2 separate regions of the Mus musculus genome follow, and region 1 is linked to region 2. The links are chromatin contacts, found by POLR2A ChIA-PET in ENCODE. All regions are on one chromosome and are shown on one strand. The core of a region is the stretch at or near the end of the contact, and the rest is flanking DNA. Distances in the headings are between cores, read along the strand shown.

Region 1 (2,738 bases), core at 164-2,663, 220 kb before region 2:
TGAAGTCAACTTCCATGCGTGCCTCCTGCTTCCCTAGAGCTGTGGGAACTGCCAAAGGAGAATCGAGAGTGCCAGTCCCAAGGGCAGAGAATGTTCCAGAAGTAACCTCCCCTCTCCAAAAAAGGAAACTTTTACAAGAGGCTTTAGATTTTACCAAACATGACTCTGGATTCTAAATGTTGGAATATTTAGGGTACCAGGTCTGACATCATGAATTAGGCCCCTCTGCATGGAGCACCCAGGGTGCTGACAGCCTTCATGGGGGACACTGATGCTCACTGAAGAAGTCATGCAGTAAATCCTCTTTGGAAATAAACAGAAAGCAGCTTTTGAGGACCAGGCTTTTACCCCAGACCAGAACCTGTCAGCCACAGGCAGAAGTCATTAGCAGGATTTATGCTTGCCTGTATCCAGCACTGAGTCAAAGGGAGATCCGCAGCAGGGGTCTCTCCTCCGGAAGAGGAGTGGGGAAGACTTTCCGGGTAAAGTTTCAAAGAACCTAATGCAGAAATCCCCTTAACAAACACTAGGATTTGGGTTTGTAACTCATCTCTCTCAGCTTAGGGCCTGGGGAGGTGTGCAGCCTTTGGCCTGCACCACCAGAGGGAAGAAGAAAGGGGGAGATGTATCAGAAACTGCATAAAACAATGCATCCTTCCTAACTTGGCACCATGTGCATCTTTGCTTGGTAGACCTGCATTGTGAATGACCCTAGCAGCTGATGGCTGGCTTGTAGGCGAATCTTCTTGCTGTTTATAACTTCATTTTGCCTCCAGTAAGAATGTACCATTAACTGGCTGGATCCTCCCAAAATCTGTAGCTAGTTAGATTGGAAAAAGCTAATTGTCTCTACACTGCGTTGCAGACGTCTCCATCACTTGGCTGTTTCCACCTCAACGGAAACATACAACACCGAGACTTTTGGCTTTCCTCTCTGTTCTGTGTATGCCTCTGGCATTGAGAAGTACTACCAGGGTGGGTCTGTAGCCTGTAAGCGACGTAAAGTCAGCACAAAGAGCATCCTGGGATCTCTGAGTCTGTGTCCCCTTAACGCTCTGCTGGCCCCTGGCCTCCAGTCAGAACCTGGGCAACCACTTTTGCTATGGTTTTCTTTTCCTTCTCACGCTTGGTTGTGAACTTATTTTGACTGGGGGTTTTACTTGTCACCCCCCATGTTGACATTTCACGTTATTGCATTAAGGAGAACCTAGGAGAAAGCAAACAAGCAAGTGTATTCCGACAGGTCACAGACGTCCTACTCAGATTTCAAAGAAAAGCACGGAGCAGCCTTATGGTAGAAAACAGGGAACAGATATGTTCACGGGATGCGCAGACTCCCAACTCTGGGAGTTTGGGCCTTAGTCAGATGCCAAATGGGGTGTCTCACTTAGGTAAGGGCAGCTCCTGAGACTTCAGGGGCGGCTACCCTGGTCCCTCTCTGTCTCCAGGAAATCCTTTGGACTCCTGCTAACATTCCGAGCCTCTGATTCTAAGTGACTACAACAACAAAGGGAATAGCTGGGCTCAGAGAACTGTTGCCACAGCGTCTCTAGGGGACAGGTTTGCTTTGGTCTGTAAATTCCCCAAAGGCAAGCTGAGACTATGTAAATTAAAGAAATGGAGCCAGTGACAACCCAACTCTGTGGTTTTATTTGACTTTGCAAAGCACATGTCCATCAATGTGTCCTGTCCCGGGCAGCACAAAGTGATTAAAGCCCAACAACCGTCAGGGTGTTTTAATTGCTGTAGCGTGTGCTGGGGCGAAGAAGAGTTGGAGTCACCAGCCGTGCGGTGCCTCTTTGGTTTTTTGGTTTGGTTTGGTTTGGTTTTCTTACCTTGCAGCTATTTTCTTTGATTCATCAGAATTTTATTTTGTTGTACTTTAAGCTGGTATCACACAGTGCAGCAAAGCCTGGCCCCAAACTCACTATTCTCCTGTCTGAGCCTCCTCAGTCCTGGAATGACAGGCCTGTGTTACCACACCCAGCCTCCCTGGAACATCTACCGACAGAAAACAGGAGCCAGTGGGAATTCTGAGCTAAGTTCTCTGGCCCCCATTTAAACAGGAGCCAGTGGGCATTCTGAGCTAGGTTCTCTGGTCCCCATTTCACTCTGCTATAAAATGAAGAACTTGGGCAAGATCAGAGCTAGGAAGTCATCTTCTACTTCTGAGTTTGACCATTCCAAGGCCCCCCTTTTTTTTCTGCCATGAATTTAATTTTTAAGACTTTTAAATTTTATTTTTATTTTATGTATCTGGGTGTTTTACCTGTATGCATGGATGTGTTTCACATGTATGCCTGGTGCCTGAGGAGGCCTGAGAAGAGCGTGTCAGATTGCCTGGGACTGGAGTTCCAGATATTTGTGAGCCCCATGTGGGTGCTTGGAATCAAACCCAGGTCCTCTGGAAGAGCAGCTAATACTTTTAACTGCTGAGCTATCCCTCCAGTTCCTTAGATGCGGTCTTGCATTTTTATCAAAGTGTAAGCAAAGATGAGTTCCCCTTTTTCTTCACCACTGTCATTTTCACATTTGTCTTATCGTCATGTTACCCTGTAGAATTCCAGAATTGCTTCAGCTGGTCAGAGTCCTTAATATCCAGTCAGTTTTTAAAATTAGTTTTGTAAAGTTATGATGCTTTAAGAGAATGTAAGCACCCCCTTAAAAATATATGTCACCAAAAGGACACATTAACAGGTGTTGATGAAGAAAGAAGAATGGTAATGTATATACACTGC
Region 2 (2,734 bases), core at 139-2,638:
TCCGACCCGGCTGCCGCGCTGTCTAAGTTTTCCAAATCGATCTCCTCATCCTCGTCGTCGTCGGCCAGCCCCTCGCCCCCCGTGTCCTCCTCCTCTCCTGCGAGCTCCTCCTCCTCCATCTCCAGCTCGCGTTTGCTCTCTTCCTCGTCTTCCTCTTCGTCCTCCTCCTCCCGCTCGCTCCCATAAGCATTGCCCTCCTCGTCCGTGCGACTACGGGGAGCCCACGTCATCTTGTTCTCCTTCTTGAGGCGCCGGCGCGCGTTGGCGAACCAGGTGGACACCTGGGTGAGGGTCATCTTGGTGATGATGGCCAACATGATCTTCTCGCCCTTGGTGGGGTACGGGTTCTTGCGGTGCTCGTTGAGCCAGGCCTTGAGCGTGCTCGTGCTTTCCCGGGTGGCGTTCTTGGGACGGGACGGGTCCCCGAACTGGTACTGGCCATAGGGGTAGAAGGCGGGGTGCGGGTGCGGGAACGCGGCGGCCGTGGCCGGATGCTGGACGCCAGGGCTGTCCTTCAGCTCATACTGAGCGCCCTGTACGCACATGGAAAAGGAAGGGGACACGCGCGCAGGGAGCGCGAGTGAGCTCCTGCCGTCCCCACCTTTATCCTCCCGCCGGGACCCCAGCTTTCTTCTGCACGCTCACCTTGCCCCACACCCCAACTCCAACCCCTCTCTCCCGGGTTTCTCTGGCTCTTACCAGCTGTGGGAAGATGGGCAGCTCCGTGGCGTAGGGCAGGAAGGCGCCGTAACCCTGAGCGGCGGCGGCGGCAGCTGCGGCAGCGGCGTAGGGTGCCCCGTACACTGATGAAAGCACATTGGATAGGGACCCAGAGGCGGCCAACTCGGAGGCTCCGGCGCCGGGACCGCTCCGGCCCCCAGCGCTACTGCCGCCTCCACCGCCGCCCGCAGCTCCCGGGCGTTCGGGTGGGTAGAGAGGGCGGATGTACTGGTATCCGAGCTGGGGGAAGGACATGGTGGCCCGCGGCGCACCTACGGACTGGGGGCCCGGACCCCCGAGCCGCCGTGCTCAGCTCCGGACCCCGGCTCCGGAGCGCATCGGGGGCTGGGCCGAGCCCGGGCCGCGCTGCGTCGCGCTCCGCGTTCGCCTATTGATCTGCTCCGCGGCGGGCGGCGGCGGCGGCAGCGGCGGCAGCGAGGAGTCAGGTCAGGTCCGAACAGATTGGCCGAGATTCCCTGGGCTCCGGGCTCTGATTGACATTTCTACGGGGCCTCAAGCCCCTCCTCTCTGCGCAGCACTCCCTCCTCTAGGCCGGGCGAGCCGCTCTGCGCTAGGCGCTCAGTTCTGCCCTCCTCTCCGGGAGCTGTGTCGCGCCTCGCTTCCTTCGCCCTCCTCTAGTTTACACTCTCCTCCTGTCCTGTCCTCTCCCCTCCCCTCGCTGCGTCCCCCCTCACCCCACCCCTGGCCGCTTCCGCTCCCGAGGCTCCTTCGCAGTCCTGGACGCTGGGAAACTGCGGTTCTTTTTGCTCTTTCTGTTTCTCACGGTTGCTTTTGCTCACCTTTCTGCTCTCTTCACTTTTCCTAGTCTGACTCCTCTCTTTTAAATCTCTTTACTCTCTCGTTCTCTCTTCCCCTCTTCCCCGGTCTCCGCACCCTGAGCTAAGGCGGCTTAAAGTTGAAGACACTTAGAACGCTGTGCGGGGGGTGTGTGTCCGCGTCAGTGTCTGTGTGTCCGTCCCCGCCCTTCCACCCCCTCCTTCACCCTTCCCCAAATCTCGAGTCTGACGTCGCGCCCTCTTATTCGACTTTTCCCTGCGTCTCCTCCTGGAGTCGCCAATCACCCGGGAGCCTTCTGGGCGAGGCGGCCCTCCCCCGCGAGTACAGAGCGCCGGGCGGGGCGGGGCGGGACTGGACTCAGTCTCTTCCCGCCCCCTCCTGCCCGCACTCGGAGGGGAGAGCCGAGACCACGAGTGGCGGCTTAGTACAGGGTCACCTAGCCCCTCAGGTCTTCCAACTCCTCAATTCTCAGCCCCCTTCGAAGCTGTAGTTCCGGGTTGGGACAGGACCCTGGACCAAGGCAGGCTTCCGGGGCTTCCCGCCCTCCCCCCCCCCCCCCCGTGGCTCCCTTTGCACTTTTCAGCTCTGGTCCCTAGGTCGTTCTCCAAAGCCTAAGCCTGCAGCTAAAAGAGTGAACGTGCTGCCTGGGAGTTGGGAGTGCTGCCTCTCCGAGCTTTAAAAGACCTATTCTGTGCTGGGTGGGGGGAGGGCGGGGGAACCCCGCAGTTTGCTACATTTACACCTCCAGGGTACCTTGTTGAGAATCCTCACAAGAAATAGTGAGTTTGGCGCCTAGGTGGTCTGGTGGAACAAGCAAGGAGTTGGTGGAGCTCCTGGCTATGGAGTGGGGGAGGAGCAGAGAAACTTAGAGCCTAGGCTCTGGGAACTTTCCGAAAGCTCTTCCGAGAAGTTTCTATGTTGGTGTGATTTTTTTTTTTTTAATTGCGACCATTCATTTCACTATCCCCCTCCCCTTTCCGCTCTCTGGTCCCCAGACCCAGCGTTTTTCTTTTGGCGAGAATTCCCCCAGAGCCGTAGAGAGTGTGCATTGTGGGGGCGGGGAGCAAGACTTTGGTTTTATGGTAGGATATTTCCTAAATCTAACTTGAAATGTGAGTGTCCAAGTGCCCACCGTCACGGATTAGTGTGTGCAGTGGAAAGTCATACTGAAATTCCCGGGATAGCTGGAGCTCCCAGATAAGGCTGTAGCGGCGAC

The links. ChIA-PET counts read pairs that join two places held with the same protein, here RNA polymerase II (POLR2A).
Region 1: POLR2A ChIA-PET joins it to region 2 with 21 read pairs in Patski. The contact joins the enhancer-like site here to the promoter of Irx3 in region 2. POLR2A ChIA-PET finds 5 or more read pairs at or near these places in 2 of 5 experiments (Patski and embryonic stem cell).

The regions. Positions count from the first base shown.
Region 1 is chr8:91,575,323-91,578,060 of GRCm38, forward strand. All of the region lies in intron 8 of Fto (fat mass and obesity associated), which reads left to right. Among named protein-coding and RNA genes, the nearest start is that of 4831440D22Rik, 110 kb to the left of the region's middle. Within about 2 kb of position 1,414, at least 1 of the 3 ENCODE cell types and tissues checked has a DNase peak (open chromatin) inside an H3K27ac peak, as active enhancers do.
Region 2 is chr8:91,800,266-91,802,999 of GRCm38, forward strand. Irx3 (Iroquois related homeobox 3) reads right to left here and starts at 1,389. Exons shown (of 4, transcript NM_008393.3): 1 at 700-1,389; 2 at 1-533. The coding sequence starts at 975.